Regions from separate parts of the Homo sapiens genome. Here region 1 is linked to region 2. Evidence: read pairs that join two places in POLR2A ChIA-PET (ENCODE). Cell type or tissue: IMR-90. All regions are shown on one strand. Links, peaks and the distances in the headings refer to the core of each region. The heading gives the core; the rest is flanking DNA.

The links. Peaks named below come from ENCODE experiments on the same cell type or tissue, not always from the same donor. Only the 100,000 strongest peaks of a DNase experiment are listed, where the experiment ranks them.
Region 1: POLR2A ChIA-PET joins it to region 2 with 13 read pairs; 2 of 35 experiments call an interaction of 5 or more read pairs at or near these places.

Annotation. Positions count from the first base shown.
Region 1 is chr13:32,083,828-32,095,175 of GRCh38, reverse strand. The region is part of intron 2 of FRY (FRY microtubule binding protein); the gene reads right to left. Among named protein-coding and RNA genes, the nearest start is that of FRY, 58 kb to the right of the region's middle. In IMR-90, for the core only: no CTCF peak of the experiment used is centred there; a DNase peak (open chromatin) is centred at 6,605; H3K27ac peaks cover 288 bases.
Region 2 is chr13:32,171,181-32,182,528 of GRCh38, reverse strand. FRY (FRY microtubule binding protein) reads right to left here. Exons shown (of 61, transcript NM_023037.3): 18 at 11,259-11,348; 19 at 8,980-9,162; 20 at 6,897-6,983; 21 at 4,093-4,352; 22 at 3,496-3,685; 23 at 2,730-2,854. Among named protein-coding and RNA genes, the nearest start is that of ZAR1L, 140 kb to the left of the region's middle. In IMR-90, for the core only: no CTCF peak of the experiment used is centred there; no DNase peak of the experiment used is centred there.

The DNA of each region.
Region 1 (11,348 bases), core at 2,243-10,242, 87 kb after region 2:
GGCAAAAGACTTGACTAGACATTTCTTAAAAGAATACAAATGGCAAACATGAATATGAAAGGTGCTCAACATCACTGATCATCAGAGAAATGCAAGTCAAAACTACAGTGAGAAACCATCACACCCCAGTTAAAATGGCTTATATCCAAAAGACAGGCAACAACAAATGCTGGCAAGCATATGGAGAAAAGGGAACCTTCATACACTGGTTGGTGGGAATGTAAATTAGTACAACCACTATGGAGAACAGTTCGGAGGTTTCTCAAAAAACTAGAAATAGAGCTACCATATGATCCAGCAATCTTTTCCAAATACTGAGAGGAAATCAGTATTTGGAAAAGATATCTGCACTCCCACATTTGTTGCAGCTCTGTGCACAATAGCCAAGATTTAGAAGCAACCTAAGTGTCCATCAAGAGATGAATGGATAAAGAAAATGTGACACATATACACGATGAAGTACTATTCAGCCATAAAAAAGAAATGAGATCCTGTCATTTGCAACAACATGGATGGAACTGGAGGTCATTAAGTGAAGTAAGCCAAGCACAGAAAGATAAACATTGCATGTTCTCACTTATTTGTGGGATCTAAAGATTAAAACAATTGAACTCATAGACACAGAGTAGAAGGATGTTTATTAGAGGCTGGGAAGGATAGTGGGGGGTTAGTGGGGAGGTGGGGATAGTTAATGGGTAAAAAAAAAAGTTAGAAAGAATGAATAAGACCTAGTATTTGATAACACAACAGGGTGATGATAGCGAATAATAATTTAATTGTGCACTTTAAAGTAACTAAAAGAGCGTAACTGAACTGTCTGTAACACAAAGGATAATGCTTCAGAGGATGGACACCCATTCTCCATGATGTGATTATTATGCATTGCATGCCTATATCAAAACATCTCATGTACCCTATAAATATATACACCTACTATGTACCCACAAAAAATAAAAATAAAAAATAAAGAAAAGAAAAGAGAACTGTAAAGGTATGCTTCTGCTTGCAGTTCTACTGCAGCACACCAGTTGCATGAAATCCAAGATCTACACATTCAGATATCCTGGTTTTTAAAGAGCATTAAATAAGTAGTAAAGCAAAATTAGCACAGAATACACAATGGGTATTTAACCAACAAGTGGAAACTGATTATGGCAAAGGAAGCTCAAAATAATGATGCCATTCATCAAGTAAGAACAGTATACTTCAAGTAAGAATAGAAAGACTTCGTATACTTTAAAAATTTGTCTTTGTTCTATATTTTGGTACAATTTTATTTATGTACTGAAGTTTCATGAATTGAATTGAATATGTTTATTTTCACAAAATCATTCTGAAAAAGCATAACTTTGGGGTGATGGGTCCCTGAAAGTTCTTAGCTGGCTAAAGCTGAAGACCTTAGGTCTGACCAGATGCCCCAGCTCACTGAGTGACAGTGAACAAATGAGGACCTGGGGCCCTGGGAAAACCCAAAATACTGAGACTTGGCGCTGAACATCAGTGGCTGCTCACAGCACAAAAAAAGTGAAACCCAGACATTACGTCCCTTCTGATGGAAGAAAGCAGTATGAAATAGTCTTGACTAAACAAACAACAAGCTCAAACCTGAATCTAACCAGGCCTTTCTATCTAATTTCCAATTTTTAGGAAATACAGGGGTTAGAGGAATATATTACGTTACGCCAAAAAGATGTAATCAGCCACATCCAGACTGAAGGAAAGAGCGGGAAAGAAAGACGTTTCCTCAATAAATAAGTTTTGAGAGGGTAAAAAAAAGAGAAATGGAGGGGGAGTCTGTTGATTTCTTTAAAAGTCTACTGCAATGTGTGGACCTTATTTGGATCCTGACTCAAATATTTTGTTAAAAGAAAATATGACATTCATGATACAATTGGCAGTTTGAACACATGGGAGATTTGATGATGTTAAGGGATTGTTGTAAGTTTTTTAGATGTAGTAATAGTATTGCAGTTTTGTTTAGAGAAGAATTTTTTTAGAGATACATATGGAAATGCTTAGAGATGAGATGATTTTGTTTCTAGTATTCACTTCAAGTAATATCAGGGGAAGGTTCAGGGAGTGTGTAACGAATTGGCTATGAGTTGATAATTGTTGAAGATGACCATTAGGTTCATTGTGCTATTCTGTTTGCATATGTTTACGTTTTAAATTCTTTAGAAAAAACAAACAAACAAAAACTAAAAACAGGAGGTCGTGATGCATCACTTATCATCACTGTTAAAATCTTACAATGTCTCGTTTTTAAAGATGACATAAGATACTCTCAAAACTTATTCTAATAGCAATTCTCCAATTTTTTTGATCTTTTCCTGGTGGAGCTATAAAACGGACCACTGTTCATTTCTCCCCATTTGCAGACTGGATTTGGGTGGCCAAATCTCAGAGATACCTCACCTGCTGCGTGAGAAGTAAGATGTAGTCCTCAGTTCGCACTCTGGGTTTCTCTTTGAGTTTTCTCCCTCTGAATCAGAGACTACTGCTGTCCCAACCCACGCAAGGGGAATTTTCTCCTGCGCTGAAGAATTCTGCAGGAGTTTCAGTATTTCCATAGGAATACAGCTGTTTGTGCTTCTCACACCCTGAGGAGTTCCAATCTTCCCTACTCTCAGCTTAAAAAAATACAGACTTTAAACACTCCTTGTGTCCACATCTAACTAAGAAGGGCCGAGGAAAGCCATCGCCCTCTACCTTAATTTTCAAACAATTTTGGTGTACACGAATTACATCTTCACTTCACAATCTTTTCATATCATACATCTCTGTAATCTTTAGGAGGAAAGAAAGATGGCCAGACAGACAGGCCACAGTCACTTAGAAGTCTAGAGGGAGTCTGATATATCAAGACGTGTTTTATTTGAGGTATTATACAAGGGGTCATTTAATACAAATAACTTTCTACTTCTAACTTTTTAGTGGCCTTCCAAAATTTCAAGTGTGCTCCACACAGGTAAGATTTCACTAATCTAGAAAGATCCAAAGTATTACTGCCCTCAGAGATATTTCTTTTTTAAAAATGTGTTTACATTTAAGGGGTAGAAGTGCAGTTTTGTTACATGGATATACTGCGTTGTGGTGACATCTGGGCATTTAGAGAGATTTCAATGAATGTGTTTAACCCAGCAATGCTATTGGAGTTAATATGAGATTATTCAATTAGTTAAATATATCACTAACCTTGCTTAAGATGCTATTTTAAAGTCTTTTAATTATTACAACAGTGGATGTAGCAGTTAAGGGTGTGGGCTTTGAAATCTGAGAGACCTGAGTTTGAATCCTAGGTCCTCTCAACTTATGGCCCTTTCTTAACTTCTCTAAGCTTCAGCTATCTTTTAGAAAAAATGAGGATACACATAATCAGTTGAGGGTTTTGATATCAGCAGCAGTGAAATTTTATAATATAAATGTCTGGTCTTAGTGGTTAATAAAGAATTTCAGAATGGAACTACCACCATTAGGATCTCTCTTCTTCACCAGAACACGGGAAGATGCCTAGTGGTGAGCTTCCTCACCCCATGTGGTGGCACCCTTCACAGTAGAGAGCTGTGGACCCAACTGTGAAAATGCACCAAAGCGTTTTGTTCAGAACTATCTACACCCAGCCGCAGGCACTCTACTTCGTATGAACCAAAGAATAACGGGGTCCCAAATGTTTTCATGTCTGACATCTTTTTCTCATCAGATCTCATTTGTGCCAACTTTGACTCAAGTTTGGAAAAACATCTAAAGAGTGAGCCTGAAGACTCACAGTTCTGAATACTGACCATTACTCCCCAAATGACTTCCCCATCATGAGGGGTAATCGGCACCCCACTGGTGTGATTAATCTTGAAGATGTACTCTGGTCATGTCAATTGACTGACTGCATGGATCACTGGACTTCTGGTGGAAGACTTAGCCCCCTTGATAACCTGCCTCAGTTTGTAAAAATGGACATCACCCTATGACATCCTGAGTAGGTTTCTAATAACTAATGAGAAATAGTCAAAACCCTGACAAAACTTCTCCCCTTTTATTCCATTTAGTTATTAAAATGAATTTTCTTAAGCGAAATAATAAATGCTGCCTTTCACCTAAAATACTGGGGAAAAAGAAACAAAAGAGAATGATACAGAAGACACAGCACAAATAAATCCAAGGTACTATCAGGTAAGATGCTGCCCAGTACCCTATGCTATGAAAACTGAAGGCAGATGTAAATCTGGAAGAATATGTTGGCACTTTTTTTTTAAGCAAAATCTCTTGAGATAATCTGTCCTATTTGCAGTGGTTTTGCTCATTTCAGTGGAGCCTATTTCTCTGCCACATTTAACAACCCTAAGTACAAATCCATTATTTGAACAGTGGAAGAGAAACTTCACTTAAATTCAGCTACAAAGTTAATCTTCATTTTAATTGAACAAAAGAGCAGCTCTCATAGGCATTCTTTAAAAAAGAAAAAAAAAAGAACTACAGCAGCTACTAAGAAATGTAAGATACAACCTTCATTTGTTTGTTTCTGGGTAACTTTCTATTTTGTTGGTCTTTTCAATTTTATTTGTCCCAATATACCCCTCTAACTGTGCATGTTATGTTCACTCAGTAGACTTTCAGTGTCTACTACAGTGTGTGTGGATGGATCTTTTCCTATCTCCTTCAGGACATGGCTCCATCAGCCAGCTCCTCAGTGACCCCTGTCTTCCACCCTTCCCTTCTCTTCGGTCTTTCTCTCAGCTATCAACATGCTTAAACCTTTTCATCGTAGTGCCTTCCTTGACCACACATCCACCTCTGGCTGTGGTTTCCTTTTTTTTTTTTTTTTTTTTTTGAGATGGAGTCCAGCTCTGTCGCCCAGGCTGCTAGAGTGCAGTGGTGCCACCTCGGCTCACTGCAACCTCCGACTTCCGGGTTCACGCCATTCTCCCGCCTCAGCCTCCCGAGTAGCTGGGACTACAGGCGCCCACCACCACGCCTGGCTAATTTTTAATATTTTTAGTAGAGACGGGGTTCCACCGTGTTAGCCAGGATGGTCTTGAGCTCCTGACCTCGTGATCCACCCGCCTCGGCCTCCCAAAGTGCTGGGATTACAGGCATGAGCCACAGCGCCCGGCTGTGGTTTCCTTTCTAACCCTCTTCTCATATTCAGTTCTCCAATGGGTGGTCTACACTTCCTGTCTTTCTTTCCTCTCCTATTCAAAATGTCTTCAACTACTTGCAATCTGGCCTTTCTTTCACCACTAAAATTAGTCTCCCTAGGGACCCCAGTAACTTTCCAAATGGCAAATCTGGTGGCCATTTTTCATGCTGGATCTTTTAGCTGCAATGTTCACTCCCTTCTTTCCACTTGAATTGCCCTCCACCTCCCATCTGTTCTCCTCCTACTTCTTAGACATTCCTTCTTCTTTTTTTCTTTTTTTGGAGACAAGGTCTCACTCTGTCACTTAGGCTGGAGTGGAGAGCAGTGGTGTTAACACGGCTTACTGCAGCCTCATTCAAATGGTCCTCCCACCTCAGCCTCTGGAAGCACAGGCATGTGCCACCACGCCTGGCTAATTTTTTTGTTTTTATTTTTTGTAGATAGAGATGGGGGGTCTCACCACGTTGCACAGGCTGGTCTCAAACTCCTGGACTCAAACAATTTTCCCACCTCAGCCTCCCAAGGTGCTGGGATTACAGGTGTGAGCCACTGTGCCCACCAGACATTCCTTCTCTGTGGCCTGCATAGTCTTTTCCTTGAATGTTCACATTCTTCATGGCTGAATCATCTTGGGAAAGCCTACAGGAATATTCCAACCCCCCTGCCTTCAACCTATGTGATTACAACTTAGGAATTGAGTAGAAATTCCCAAAAGCATCAGGAAATATTATCAAATAGAATATTGTGTTTTAAGAAATTTTAAAAGTCAGAATATACTAGATATGTATGTAAGCAACAGTAAAAATACCTAATAAAACAAGTCTTATTGTTAGCATGACCGTAGAAATCAAAATTTGTGCCGGTTAAAATTGCTACAATGCTATAGTAAAACTTGCTATTGCTGAAAACTGTACTGATGATTTTCAGGAATGTCAAAATGCAAAATGTTGTGTGGAAACACAGCAATATTACATCACAGTGACCTTAAGGAATGAGCCATTGTTACTTGGTATTATGCCATTATTATTGAACGTATTTTTATTGGTATTTTCTGTCACTCTAAAACATATACTTCCAGATGATCTTTTGTTTGTATTAAAAAGGATGTCTTTGTAAATAGTACAAAGAACATATCATCAGAAAAACTAGACCGAAATGAGGAATTACCTTTGTCTGGTTTTGTATTCTCAAAAAAAGGAAACTTCGATAATCTCTTCATAAAGTCACCAGAAATAAAAATAAAAATTATGGCCTTATCCATGAATGAATTGAATTGGATACTATTAAATTGAAGTAAAAAGCCCTCTGATATTTTTTATTACCTGGTGATATTTTCACATCATTTATTTGCTATAAGGTTCAATCAAACTATGGTGGTGTATTAAATTTCATTTCACATCTGAAAAAGTTCCATTTAGGAGCCACAGAAGAAATGTGTTTCATCTACATGTCTCCAAGCATACTCATGATAAAGAAAACAAACTTATGAGCTCATCTGAAAGATCACCTCATTCAGCAGTTAAATTGAATCTTTTTAGCTACTAACAATGCTATGTTTCTGGGTTAGGGTGAATTTTCAAGTTTTTGGTGAATGTCTTTATAGATTATTTAAGGGACGTTCCAGGCTAAGCTGTTTTGCTAAGAAACAGCTATTTTAAAAGTTATTTATTTATAATTTGAAAACTAGCCAGTATGTTGTCAAGTGTGATATAAATATTCCCTATCTGACCAGCAATGTTTTAGTCTCTTTTCAGGACAGCATTGCTTTGATTCTATCACTACACTCAACAGGGAGCTACATGAAATTACTTTTACTCTATATTTCCCTTATTTGGTCTGTTGAAGCAACAGCAGCCTCTATTTAAAGAGGAGTTTGACCAACAAGACTAGCTGATTATCCTTCTGGGAAGCTGACTGGAATCCACAGTGCAGAAAGACATTAAGGCTGGCATTTCTGCTATTTACACATCCTTAGTCAACAGACATGTAACCTTTGCTTAGTATAGGAAGATTGGCATGTAGAGCAGTGCAGAAAAACAACCAACTTGCAAATGGGCATGATAAAATATTATGAAATATCATATGGCTGAGGTTAGTAAATGGTGATAAGCCTATGAAGATGATTAGTAAATTACAATCAGTTTTATGAAGATCTGCCATATAAAGATCCAAACTTAATTAGAGGTAGTCATTCTGTCCTTTAGCACAGCAGAATTTCCAATTCACAAATTACTAAAATACTAAAAAGGGTTCCGGATGAAAGGATCTGATATTTTCTGATATCTAGAAGTCTGCACACACATCACTCATGTGAATGAATGAAATACAAGACTATGGATGAATGTTCAATCTCTAGATGGCCCAGAGGTGAAAAAACCTCTTTTACACCTAAAAATAGGGTGTATCCTAAATTCAGTCTCTTACTTCTCATCAGATATGGTCTAAAATCACAAGAGGAAGCTGGGATGAGTATGTATGTCACTTGCCAAAGGACTTGCTTACTTAGACCCACAGTCCCGTTCATCAAAATGACTAGAACCATTCATCATATACCATCTGTTGGTGGTGGGCCACCAGTGTCCTTATTACAGCACAGCGTCCTACTTAACTTTAGGGGTAACAGGAGAGTTGTCCTGATGCCAGCTTTGTAACATCAACACACAGGAGGAGTTGGAAGCCTCAGACTCTGGGCCAAGGAACAAAGGTATGTCAACAACGTTACTGCCTGAACCTGGAACAACACTAGCAAGCAGTAATGCTGTCATTAGCTAATTGCCTGGCCTTTCAGTGTTTGTGCCGGCTGGCCATGACTGATGTTCCTACAGGTTTGTTCTTAAGCATGACATATTTCATTACAGATTCATGATGTGTGATGCAATAGAGTTTGGCATCCTGGATTCTTCAGACTGTGTACCCCAAGAAAATAGTTTGTGTTACTTTGAGTTTACTTCTTTCATGTTAGCAAACCAGCTAGATCATGTTCTATTATTTTTAAGCCTCCATTCCAGCATGACACAGTTAGCACCTTTATGAATTATCACTCTGTCAGCCCACACCTGTGCTCCTAACTCAGCACAGGGGCAATGTCTAAAATATCCTGCCTGCATCTTGTCCGTTAACTATTTTGTGAACAAGGCTACTAAGGCTCAAGCAACCTCAATAATGAAAATCCCCATTTTCACTCATCTTTCGTCATAAAAAGTGTTTTTGAATTCCAGGGTGTTGGATGAAGATAAGCACAGCTCTCATTCTTAGTCTCTGCTGAAGGACAAGATTAAAGTTAGATTTTTTTTTTAAGTCAAGTAGACTTAAAAAAAACTTTTCGTTTTTCCAGGTTTCAAAATCAAAACACAGTAAATTACTTTCTTTCTGAGTAATTCTTTGTCAGGCAAGTTAGAATTTCTTTTTCTTCTTCCCGATGACATTTTATGCTGATAGACTAGATCCAGATGGAATTCCTGGCCCAATCCCCAATTTAGCTTCCACTGCAGCTCCTGGAAGGGACAATGGGAGATTAAACCTGGACAGACTCACTAATAAGTGAGTTTAAACCCAGGGATTTAAACCCAGGGAATTTAAGAGTTTAAACCCAGGGGTTTGAGAGTGAATGCTGCTTTTATTTCATTTGTTTTATACACTAGAGTGAAAATGGCCTGGCTGCTATCCTTTCATAGACGAGAAAACAATGACAGATCACACGTAGGTGACTTTGCCAGAAGCACAGGTTAGTGGCAGGGCTATAATAAAAAACCAATTTTCTTGTGTATTGGTCAAGTTATAGGGAGGGGCGTGGACAAAAGCCTAAGAAGTGTGATTGAAAATTCTTGAAATTTTCTAAACTTGGTTTACTTAGCTGAGTAATCCAGCCTTTCATATTTTGGGCTGCCTGGCCATTATGCGGTTCTTATTTTTTTCTGAGACCCCTACTCTCAAGAACCAATGAAATTTCCTCTTTGAAAGCCTTTGAAAACCCTCAGAGGCGGACTTACCTCAAATCTCTGGTTTTACCGCCTAGGTCTTCACAATTCACACCTGGGTAGGACTCAAGTATTTTGCTGGAAATACAGTGAGATCGTTGGGGGTGTTGTCTTCTCTTAAGTACTTTGTTTGCCTCTGTCATCTCCCAAAGCATGAGCACCTGGAGGGCTAAGACCAGGTCTGCTGAAAGGAGCTGTGGTTGTGTCTCTGTCAATGCCATGGCAGAGCTCAGGACAGGCACCTGACAGTATTGATAAATGGCAACAGGAGACAGTCAAGTCCCCTGCTCAAGCCTCCATTATGTTTGCGTGAACACAAAGAGAGGAAGCACCAGGCTGACTTCTGAGGAAATATACCAGAAATTCATCTCAGCCCTCCAATGAGGATAATGAGGAGGGTGGTGATGAGGACAAATGAGCATCTCCTACATGCTCAGGAGTGTATCAGGGGCTCCACACACTCCCTCTAATCCTCTCAACCACCCTGTGAGCTGGGTACTGTTACTTCCATTTTGCAAATGAGAAAAAAAGGAGGTTGACTGGCTGGTCCAAGGTCACACAACACTAAAGAGGTGGAAGCAGGAGTCAAATCCGGATCAGTCAGAATGAAAAGCTGTTTTGTCTTTAACTTTATCTCTTTTGTCCATTTGATCTACAAAGTCAAAATTGATAGCAGCACTTGAATTCAGAAAAACTGGAGAGTCTTGTTTTTGGAAAGAGCTTACTGAGAAGGTAATTGCCTGTGACTACAGTAATAGATGCTATATAGACAGACTCATAGAGAATGAGAGCATATATTCTGATACTGTGTCTGATCACTAAGAGTCACCCGTTGCTGGAGTCAGTGTGAGGAGAAGGTGACCATATCAATGAATAAAGAGGTATCCTTAGATGCCTGAAAGTAGGAGGCTGAGAATCAATGCCTCTTGTACTCAGCACATTTTAGGGCATTCATCTGTGCAAAGAACAGAACATAATCTATTATTATTAGTTTATTAGTTTAGAGTTGGCAAGATGACCTCTGGAAACACACAGGTTCCAATAAAGACATTCTTTTCAAGCTATTATATTAATGTTTCATTCATTCATTCAAAAAGCATGTACTGTCCATGATACGCAAACACTGTCCTAAACATGGGGACATGGGATATGTGTGTGTGTGTGTGTGTGTGTGTTTGCATGTGTGTATGTGTCAAGATGCATCCCACACAGATATTGCCTCCAAGGAACTTATAGGCTAACACATTGCTTCTTCAACTTAAGAGAAAATCTCTGCCCCTACCCCACCACCATAAAAAATACACTATGGTCTGGTATGCACATGCACAACTGAAAGTATCATAAAATGTTTACCCTTAAAACCTGTAATATATTCTGGTATTTACTAGTTTAGTCTATACTAATTACTGTAATTCAATGAGGACAGAATAGTTTGCAAGACAGAATGATACAGTAGCTTAGATAAAGTAAAGAATTGCAGATACGTATAAGTTGTTTTATCATAAGCATGATTGTGTGGAGATAGCAGGGAAGAAATCAAGCCAAGCTTTTCAGATGATGAGATTTTGGATTGGGCCTTAAAGGGTAGGCAGAATGAGAAGCTGAGTGGCATTCCAGGAAGAGGGGTCAGCATGCATAAACGCATGGTGGCAGACAAGAAACCTGGGTTCATAAAGGTATGTGGTGGGAGTAAGATCAGTTTGGGCCAAATCAAGGAGTGAAAAAGAATGAAATGAAAGTTTTGTGCAAGAAATGTAATGGACAGGGTTGTATTTAGAGAAGATTCACAGATGAGATCAGAGGAGGAAAAATTGGTGACAGGCCCCTTATTCTTCCTTTTATTCACCTTGAGGACACCCCACCTCACCATGAGCTTCAGGGAGCAAAGGCCAACTCTGGCTCTATCTGCATGGAAAGCAAACTGAGAATTCTGCAGAGGACACAGGCAGGACGATGGGCTCAGATAACCCAAAAGCTCACACGGAGTAAGTGCTTGGAAATATTGAATGAAATATAACATTTTTGTTTTTAAAAAAGGTATAGAAATGAGTTCACAAGAAAGGAAAAGGGAAAGGAAAAACAGGAGGGAGTGAGGTAGCATAGTAGCTATCCAGGGAGAGGACTGTTTGTTTCATTATCCTAGAGGCTTTCTTTATTGTCAACTGGGGGATAGGAAACAGTGATGTGGGCCCTGAGAGGTGGGACATAGAAAATAAGATGCCTTACATAAAGTCTGG
Region 2 (11,348 bases), core at 2,188-10,187:
AAAAGAGATGGGTGCAATTACCACAGTGCTGCATTTGGGATCTGTGCTCCGCAAACTGACTTACAGTTGACTTTAAAACAAAGCCTTTTTTGGATTTCAGAACTAAATTCCTTTATTTCCACTATATAATAAATAAAAAATTCTGTATGGCAAGTACTAAAATTGTGAGATTCCCATCAAAACCTTTTCTTTTATGTAGTAAAAATGTAAGTCTTGATCACAGTATATATCTTTGTTCTGATTATCTCCAGTTCTCAACATTACACTTTCTAATCTAATTAGTTCTCTTCTTCAAGAAATAACTTCTGAATTGCTAGGTCAAAAAACAGACAAAAAGATAAGATGTAGCTTGTTGTCAGACTAGTATGTAGGTATTTTGTCTGTAGTATGCCCAAGTTTGAAAACCTTGTACTTTCTGGTAGGATATTTTGTTCTATTAAACATCACTAGCCAGGAAAATCCAAAGACAGGAAGATAAACTCTATGACATTCCATATCGAGAGACAGAAAGCCTGGGTTCTATTCCTGATTTCTCCAATGCAGACATTAGAATTTCTTCATCGAAGAAATGGGAATAACATCGATAATTTCCTCCACTTTACAGCTACCATTTAACAAATATTTACATTGTGAATATTTACATTTAATATGCCTTCTCAATAAATTTATGAGATGGATTCTCTATACTAACATTTAAAAAATTAGACAGATACACTTATATATTTTTATTTATTATGCCAATTTTACAGTTGAGAAAACTGAGGCCCAGAGACATTAAGTTTTCTAGACTCATGAGGCTAGTTGGTTGCATAATCTTACCTGCCTCCAGAAGTATTTAGAGGTCTATATATGCAAAACAATCTTAGATTCTTCAGGTAAGAATGTTGGGTAATTTCAGGGATTGTTATTGTTATCTCCTTGTATTTCTTTCCTTTTTTTTTTTTTTTTTTTTTGGTGACGGAGTATCACTCAGTTGCCCAGGCTGGAGTGCACTGCAACCTCTGCCTCCCGGGTTCAAGCTATTCTCCTGCCTCAGCCTCCCGAGTAGCTGGGACTACAGGTGCACACCATCACGCCTGGCTAATTTTTGTACTTTAATAGAGACGGGATTTCACCATGTTGCCCAGGCTGGTCTTAAACTCCTGACCTCAGGTGATCCACCCACCTCAGCCTCCCAAAGTGCTGGGATTACAAGCATGAGCCACTGCACCCGTCCATCTCCTTGTATTTCTATATGATATTTTGTCTTAATTAATTAACCAATAACTAGTAAAACTCTGGTTAACTGGTAACCTACGCAGTCAGAACCCACAATTACTTCTTTTAAGAATAAAATCTGGGCTGGGCGTGGTGGCTCACGCCTGTAATCCTAGCACTTTGGGAGGCCGGGGTGGGCAGATCACGAGGTCAGGAGTTCGAGACCATCCTGGCCAATATGGTGAAACCCTGTCTCTACTAAAAATACAAAATATTAGCCAGGAGTGGTGGTGCGTGCCTGTAATCCCAGCTACTCAGGAGGCTGAGGCAGGAGAATTGCTTGAACCTGGAAGGCGGAGGTTGCAGTGAGCCAAGATCACGCCACTGAACTCCAGCTTGGGTGACAGAGCGAGACTCCATCTCAAAAAAATAAACAAACAAAAGAATAAAATCTGACTCTAACCATAAGTAACTTAGATCTTTTTCAATAGCCTCTAAAACATCTTATTAATCTTTATTTTTCAAGTAGGGTTTCTCATAAATGCTTGGAGGTTTCTCATTTCTATCTACATGGAAAATTTTGTTTGCGATTTTATTTGTCTTTATAGGGTTTTGTTGCTTATCTAAAGTCATCAGAGGCAAACCAAACTAACATTTTACAATGTTTCTTTCAAAGGCTTTGACAGTACTTCAGATGGAATGATTATTTGATTGCAAATGTGAATAAATAAGGAATCCAGAAAGCAGGTATATGGTTACATTAAGGCAAAGAAAGTGCCCTATAGAAAGATCAATGAAGCCGGGCATGGTGGCTCACGCCTGTAATCCCAGCACTTTGGGGGGCTGAGGCGGGTGGATCACTTGAGGTCAGAAGTTCGAGAACAGCCTTGTCAACATGGTGAAACCCCGTCTCTACTATAAATACAAACATTAGCTGGATGTGGTGGCGCGGGTCTGTAGCCCCAGCTACTCAGGAGGCTGAGGCAGGAGAATCGCTTGAATCCAGGAGGCAGAGGTTGCAGTGAGCTGAGATTGCGCCACTGCACTCCAGCCTGCGTGACAGAGCGAGACTCCGTCTCAAGAAAAAAAAAAAGAAAAAAAAATAGAAAGATCAACCAATGGAACTGAACACATTGGAAAGGGTTTTATCAATGCTTAACCTTTGAGAATCTGTTGGGTAAATGGCTGATGAGCAGACTGTTATTATTTTGATGTGATAACCTCTGAACAGTCTGGCCAACTGGGATTGATACTGAACTATCTTCATTTTTAGTTGTCTAAAACAAAGCTTGCCAGTGAAATAAAATCTGAGAGGTAAAATCAAAGTTGCAATGACTAAAAGTGACAGGAGAGGCAGTTGCAAGGAATGCTTGTTACATGCACATCAACCAAGACGATGTAGTGGGAAGTCACACAAAGCCTATAAACTCTCTGGGCACACGCCAACACACAGACTCAAATCTGAGTTAATAAAGGAACTACAATAGCAGCAGCATGTATGAATTTAGAACAACTCATTAAGACTACTGTACCTGAAAACAAGGGAATTTGTTCTTCCAAATCCTAAAACTAAGGACTCTGTGATCTCAATGCTCTCTAGTCTCATCAAAGGCACCAACTGCTTTAACAGAACTCCCACCGATGGGGTGCCTATGGCCTGAAATAAGTTGAATACAAGTGAAAAAGAGGTAACATGGTAACTGATGGTTCCTTTAATCAAAGGATGATCCCATTATAACAGTTTCAAAGTACTGAACCATATCCCAAGGCACTGCCATCATTTCAGGAAACACACACACACACACACACACACACACACACACACACAAATTTAATACAGCAAAATGAATGCAATTCTCACCTGGAACACAAATTCTAAAGAAATTTTTTTTATAACGGTCTTCTTTTTAAAACCATTTAAGTCTATAAAGCTATCTTTAACAAGATAATTTATTTAATCAAGGCATGATTTAAAGGTGAATACTCAGTGAGGAGTGAAAGAAATGTAGTGTGGTGTTGTAGGACACAAACCAAACCTCAGGGCACGAATAAATACAAGTCACTCTATGGTCTTAAGCAGGTTTCTCAACTTTTCTTTATCTTTGGTTCCCTGCTTGTCAGGGAGGAGTAATAAATTATTCATATAAACACTCAATGGAATTTAGAAATGTGTAGGATGAAAATCTGATCCCATAATACTCCAGATGGCAGGCACAGTGCAATTTGCACTGTGAACTCTAGACAAACAAGCTAAAAAAAAACCTTACAGAATAATTCTTCTGAAGCATGTCATGTCACCTTGTTATCGTAGCTCACTGTACCATCAGGTGTGGTCGCCATTATTTCTGGAGTGGAAGCTCTTAAGTGTCCTGGGCTCATAATACTGGGTTTTGCAACTCCAAAACAAAGAATTAGGTAATTTCTCCACAAAGTAACATAGTTGTCTCCGCTGCCGGCAGTGCTGGTTTTCTTGGCATTAATTGGGCTACTAGAAATATGGAGTCGAAAACAAGAGTGAAACTAAGTTCTGGATTTTAAATATCACTTATTAAATAAAGATCATAGGAAGTACTCAAATAGAGTTGAACAACTGTCGATTAAGAATGTTATTCAAAGAGTATCTGCATTGGATGAAAAGTCAAACAGAAGAACTTTAAAGTATCTTTTACCATTAAAAGTCTGAAATTATAGACTTAGACAATCATACTGATTATTAAGGCAAAAAACCACTAGCTTTAGACAAAATTTTTTTAATGTTTTTACTCAATGTTAAGAATTCTCTAGTAGGAAGTTCAGAAATTGGGATGATAACATCCCAATCTCTTACACAAAATGAAAATTTAAGAGGGCAAATGGAAAAACAAGAGGGCAGAGGAAAACACAAGAATCCCTTACTTTGGGTCCACCAGAGGCATCACCGACTGGAGCCGAGTGAAGGCATAAGGCCAGGCATAGCTGAGGGCTGTGGGGCAGTGCTTGGGTAAGTTCTCCTGCCGGAGGAAGCTGAAGAGGCAGAGGACCCAGGGGTCTTTGACAGACTGTGCAAATATCCAGACATGGGAAGGGCTTTTCACATCATAATGGCTATTGACCAGGACTGCGTTCCATTCCACCAACCACTGCAGATCCACATTGTGGGTGAGTGGTAATGTTGCCTGTAGGTATAAGAGGTAGGTTGTAAGTTAAACCCGAACTGAAGTTATCCATCCTCATCAAGGCTCAGCCTGACTACTCATTCTTGCACAGTGCTTTTGCTGAGTGCACTGGGCTGGCTTTGAATCTGAAACACCAATCCTGCACCTACCACATTTGACCTTGGTGTGTGGTCATCAGTCTTCCTATGCTAGATGATAAGCAGCTTAAGTGCAAAATTTAAGAACCTGGGTCACATTTTGACAGGTTTATTGCCACAGAGCACTGTGCATCAATACACAGAAACTGTTCACTAATTATTTGTTGAATGAATATATGACAGTAAATTTAAACTGAAACATGGATTCAGTATTTTAAAATTCTGAAAAGTTATTCATCTCTGAGATTCACAAATGTGTTTTTATCATTGTAATTAACACGTTCTTAAAGCTATGATCTTCTCTATCTTTCCTTACACTGAAATATCTTCCCTTTGATTTAGAGAGATGGCTAAGCACAATCCCTTTTATGAAGGACATTCTACTGACAGTTTTTGAGATAAGATATCTACGTATTCTTATTTATTTATTTATTTATTTATTTATCGAGACAGAGTCTTGCTCTGTCACACAGACTGGAGTGCAGTGGTGTGATCTTGGCTCACTGCCACCTCCGCCTCCCAGGTTCAAGCGATTCTTGTACCTCAGCCTCCCCAGTAGCTGGGATTACAGGCAATCGCCACCACACCTCGCTAATTTTTGTATTATTTTTTAGAAGAAACAGGGTTTCACCATGTTGGTCAGGCTGGTCTCGAATTCCTGAACTCTAAATGATCTGCCTTCTTTGGCCTCCCAAAGTGCTGGGATTATAGTCGTGAACCACCACACCTGGCCAAGATACCCACATATTCTTGCCCTATGATAGCAAGCAAAAATAAAAATCTCTTGAAATCTCTTGAAAGATAAATATCTATATTAGTAAGTTCTTATATTCCATTTTGTTCTCTTTTAAGTCTAGATACCAAAGTTCAGGGGACATCAATTTTCAAATAATCTAGCTATTGTGCCAAGAGAGGACACTGCCTTTATGTTTGTTAGGCATGTAAAATGATGAATTAACTGTTGGGTTTATGAGTTCCCATGGGTAAGAGTGTTATAATTGTGGCCTCAATGGTCAATAGGCTGTAAGGGGCAGAGCTGGAGCTACAGAGCCTGAGAGATGAGATGGCAACATAGGCTCTGCCCAAAGCCTGTGACCTGAGAAAAGTACTGAACATCCCAGAATCTCTGTGTATTGAATTTATGACTTGGGAATTATAATGCTGATCTCACCAAATCTTTCAGTGAATTACATGAAGTAACAGCTGTAAAAACACCTGGCACAAAGCAGTCACTGCTTCTCCCATTACTCTCTCCCCGTTTCTGTATATCTTCCTAACTGCAGTATTGCTGAGCTGGTTACCCAGGTTAAGATTTTGATTTTGGTACACACAGAACAAAAGCACATGAACAAAATATAAAGTGTTATCTGTAGGCAAGTAGGATACGTACATTAAACAAAGCTTAGTATTCCATTCCATGTCAGAACAATTTGAAATTCTAAAAGAAGTAGGACTATTTCACTATTACTGTTAAGGTCTGCAGTACCTGGCTTATAGTTTTAGTGTATTATTATTATGATCATAAGCAAGAACAGGGCCACTAAAAATAGGAATCTGTTTTCAATCAAGTTAGAAAAGGCCATGAAGAGCTCTGAAATGTCTTCAGGTTTTGTATACATTTATAATTATCTGACAAGTATCTGCACATCAGGCATCAGCAACATCAGTAACATGGATTCTGCAAGGAGTCTCAGCTCTGCCCTGCCTCCCTTCAGCTATTTAGCCCAAATTAATCCAGGTCCTGTTATTATACTTTTATTTTTTAAAAGTCAGATAACTAAAATCAGTTTAAATTTCCCTTCTACACTTGTTCAGGAAATTGAAAGTTGCCAATGTGCTTTTAAAAAGGAAGAATGTATTTGTGTAGCAGATAAAGCTCTCCTAGGTTCAGAGTCCAAACCTGGGGAGGAGAGTTCGAGAGCCCAGACTTGACCCTGGGCTTTAAAACTCTCCTTTTGTGTGACTGTGGACTTACCCCTTAACATTTTTGAGTTTCAGTAACTGTGAGAATCAAATCGAATAATAAATGTGAAAGCACTCTGTAAACTATAAAGTACCACATAAATAGAAGTTACATATTAAGTACAATATTAAGTGTTACATATAGTATTAAGTGATAAGTACAATGAAAAAGGCAAAGTAATTTTCCTTAAGAATCCTGAGCAATTCTTAAAACTGTTGTTTAAAAATATTATCTATATTCCTAAGATCCAGATTTTGTGTGAAATTTATCTGAATGTCTCTTAAATTAACATCTGAAAAACTAGTCTTATCTTCATAAGTACCTTTGGGTCAGTTTATTAATCTGACATAAACACCCAAATTATTCCACATAATTTTTCACTGACTATTTTAGATAGGTCCAGAGCTTTTAAGAGCCATTAATTGGAATCAAATGTGTACTTACTGAATCCGAAACTGCTACATGAATAAAACTTTCTAGAATGGAAGAACTTAGCTGATCCATGACATCAATCATCGGCCTGTCGTCATCCTGTACAAAGGGGAGGCGATTACTCTCTATGGGAAAATGAATCCTCCCCACCCACCCCACCGCCTTCGTCTGATACATGAAGCAGAACAGCTTGTGAGATAGTGATAAGGGTTTTCTCACAGAAAAGTGAGTGCCCAGAGGGTGGAAGGCAGTGAGTAAAACTCCTGTGTTTCTGAGCTTCATCTTTCAAGTTTTAGTGGAAGATAATTAGAGCTCCAATTTCACATTGTACTGAAAAGACATATACCTGAATTTCAGACTCATACATGTACATGAGAATCTACCAGTGCCATACATTATTCACTACAGTGTTCATGTTATTAATTTCGAGGAGTAGAAATTCTGCAAGAATATGCTTTGTTAGACTGCTAACTAAAATGCTACTTATTTTAAGTCATTGATCTGTTAAAATAACTGATAAATTGTTTACTGTGACTGAATTTTAGTCCCAAAGAAACTAGACTGACCACACACTCTTTGTAGTATCTACATAGTATGTAACTATTTGATACAAGATGCAAATTGGAAAGGGCACGAGAGAGTATCTTAGTGAAAATTCTATGTGAATAATACATAAATGAATGGATTCATTTATATATCATAAATTTATAAATTAATTCATCCATTCATTTATATATTATGAACAAAATATATGTAATGAATGTATAAATGAATATTCATTTATTTATATATTATATATTCATTCACCATCCCTTATGGAGAAATTGGAAAATATAAAATTATTTACTCAAAAGCCTTATAGAAAAGCCTTGGGATGTCTCTATTTCTGTGTGAATGACAGTGGTTTAAAAAAAATTATGGCTGGTCAAAGAAAGCAACATATGAGGAACATCTTTGATGCAGTCTAGTGGATTAGCACTTAAGAAGTGGGGCGTTAGAGGCATGTGTATATATCTGTTGTTGAATTTTGGCTCTGTTACATTCTAGCTGTTGATTTTGCAGGAGGCAGTTAACCTCTCTAAGCCTCAGTCTCAGTATCTGTACAATGGGATAATAACCAAACCAATCCTTAGGTTATTATGAGGGTCAAATGAGATATTATTTATAAAGCACTTAGCACACTACCTGACACATACATGGTAATTATTATTATCATTACTTTCATAATTACAAACTTGATGAAGGTTTGCTAAAATATAATATGTCTTAGAGATTCATTTACCAGATGCCAGAGATGTGGCCCTGAAATACATCAGAAAGCTATCTGAAGAAATATGAACAGAAAAGACTGTGAAGTTGAAAATATTTTATAAAGACAGTGACTATGTCAAGTGTTACAAAACCAAAGTAGTTATTTTTAAAAGAAGAAAACAGAAAGTGGTAATTTTCTAAAGAAATATATGACATGAAAAGCTGGTCCCTCTTTCATCAAATTATGCATTTGGTTTGGCCACCCATGCCAGCTTGCAAGATAGCAATAAGTGTTTTCTCTGAACAAGGTGTATGGCATTTAGCCAAATGTGGGGTGTTAGCAGGCATTGATCATGCTTAATAACTGGCTTCCTTCTCCCATTTCAAGAGGACGTGTTTTTTGTGATGCCATTTTCTACCATCATCAAGATTAAACATCTTTCAATTTGCCAAACTCTTTGGTACCTTGATCATTTCAAATGAGATATATGATTTTTCAAGTTTATTCTCTAATATAAAGTAATAATATCTTCTTAATTAGATATGTGCTGAACACTGTGAAGGAAATGATTCATAGCCTAAATTAATCTTAAAATTCTTCACTTCTTAGCAAAGTAATGTCCCTGGAGAACTGGGATTTGTCTTTTCTATTGCTTTTAGAAAATATGACTTACATCTAGTAGATCAAGAATGTTATTACAATAGTTTAAAACCTAACAATGAATGAAACACTACATGTAACATAAAAGTACCTGAAATAGTAATGCATCATTTGTAGTTTTTAATCTAAATTTCAGAAGAGTTGAAAGTAAGAAATGGAAAAATTCAGAAGACTAATCCATACCTCAGGCTGCCCCAGGGCAATAAACAACGCTCGAATTTCCTTGAGTATTAAAACGGACAGTTTGCGTGTGGCCACCTGGAAACTGCAGAGTAAAACCAGAGCAAAACCTTCTACAGCGTGGAGTACACTGCAGTGGGGACCTCGTTCCGACTGAATTCTGTGACTGGAGCCATTTGCGATGAGCTGTTATGCAATAAGAACAACATTCTGTATTCAGCGAAATAACAAAGGAAGAAGAATACACTCATGTTTTACATATTTTTTGCACATTTGACCTTGTAAATATTAAAATAAATGACCATGGTTTAGAACCAGACATGTCTATGAATTTATTATTATTCATGAAATATCCTAGATCCCCTTCTGTCTTTCAGATCAATTGCTGCTGCGGAATACCATCAACCATCTGTTACTTCTGATGAAAAATAACTCTTCAAAGGCTATTAATGTTGATAAAAACACAACTCCTTTCATGTATACCACTTGGTATTACACTGTATATACAATCAAAGTGGCCAAAGTTGTTATTTAAATTCTCCATAGACTTTTGGATACTATTGAATCGAATTTTCAAACATTTACTTTCTATTTCTCCTTGCTTACTTGTTTGTTAGATTCTAATCTAGGTTTTGCACAGCTCTGTGATGGATTCTGAAAGTTCCCAATCCCCAACCAAGTGAATCTAAAGTAAAAGCAAGCCAGTCAACAGGGAAGTTTCCACCTTCATTTTTGTTTTCCCCTTACAAGCATATATAACCCTTGCTTTTCTACCTATCGTGTTGGCATGTCTACAACACAGGGAAGGGAGAAGGAGCTGAATGTCATCTCTGGGGTTAGCCTCTAAGGAATCCCAGCTGTTCCCCAGATGCTACTATACTGCCATGAGCCTCCACAGTCTTTAGACTCTCAGTTACACTCTTCTCCAGCCAGACCCCTTTCTCCATCTGCTCATTGCCAATGCCAAGTTCCCACCACCCTGGTTCTCCTCTGACAACACTCCTCCTCAATGCGCTCTGCAAAATGTTATCACTACCTTAACCATTTAGGACTGAGACATGAAAGGATAAAGAAACCACAAGACTGCACTGTCCTCTCCGTGGATATTGAACAAAGCAGCCCATATGTTTCTGGCTAAAAATAACTAGTGGACAGCTGACTTTTATATACCTATATCCACATCCATATCCATATCAATATGTACATCCATATCTACATCCACACCTGCACCTAAACCCACATCCACATCAATATTCACATCCATATCCACATCTACATCCACATCAATATCCACATCTACATCCACAACCCTATCCACATCCCTATCACATCCACATTTACATCCAAATCCATATCTACATCCACACCCACACCCACATCCACGTCCACATCAATATCCACATCCACATCTATATCCACATCTACATCCACATCCATCACATCCATTTATATCCACATCCATATCCTATCTACATCCACACCCACACCTACATCCACATCCATATCCACATCTACATCCTTATCTATATCCACATCCATATCACATCCACATGTATATCCACATCCACATCCTATCTACATCCACATCCACACCCATATCCACATCCACATCTACATCTGCATCTACATCCACACCTACATCCACATCCACACCCACATCCAGCTCTAAGTCCCTGGCCTGTAGTCATTTGTTCTTACAAATAGATTTGCAATCATACTTCTCTGAAAAAACCAATTTCTATTCCCTAAATAGCCTTGTGAATGTTCACAAGTCTAACCTGATGTGGAATATCATGCTCTGAGTTTCTTGGTCACAATTTATGCCAGTGGAAGAACTAAGGCCCACCACCAGGGAGGAAGTTCTTAGGTGGCTGGAAGTAAGAATTCTAAAGGTTCTAGACTGCCACTCATTCACATATATGAATAAAAGAATATAAATTCAGCCGGGCATGGTGGCTCACACCTGTAATCCCACTACTCTGGGAGGCTGAGACGGGAGGATCACTTGAGGTTGGGAGTTCGAGACCAGCCTGGCCAAGACGGCAAAACCCCAATCTCTGCTAAAACTACAAAAATTAGCCAGGTGTGATGTTGTGCACCTGTAATCCCAGCTACTCGGGAGGCTGAGGCATGAAAATCACTTGAACCAGGAGGTGGAGGTTGCAGTGAGTCAAGATCGCGCCACTGCACTCCAGCCTGGGCAACAGAGTAAGACTGTCTCAAAAAAAAAAAAAAAAAAAAAAAAAAAGAATATAAATTCATGGGTAAGGTGTGAAAATCACCTCTGAATTTCTGATTTTGTTGGCTTGTTCATAGACTTTTCCTTGTGTCTGGATGACTAGTTTCCACTGGGTGAGCAGCTGCAGCAGCAA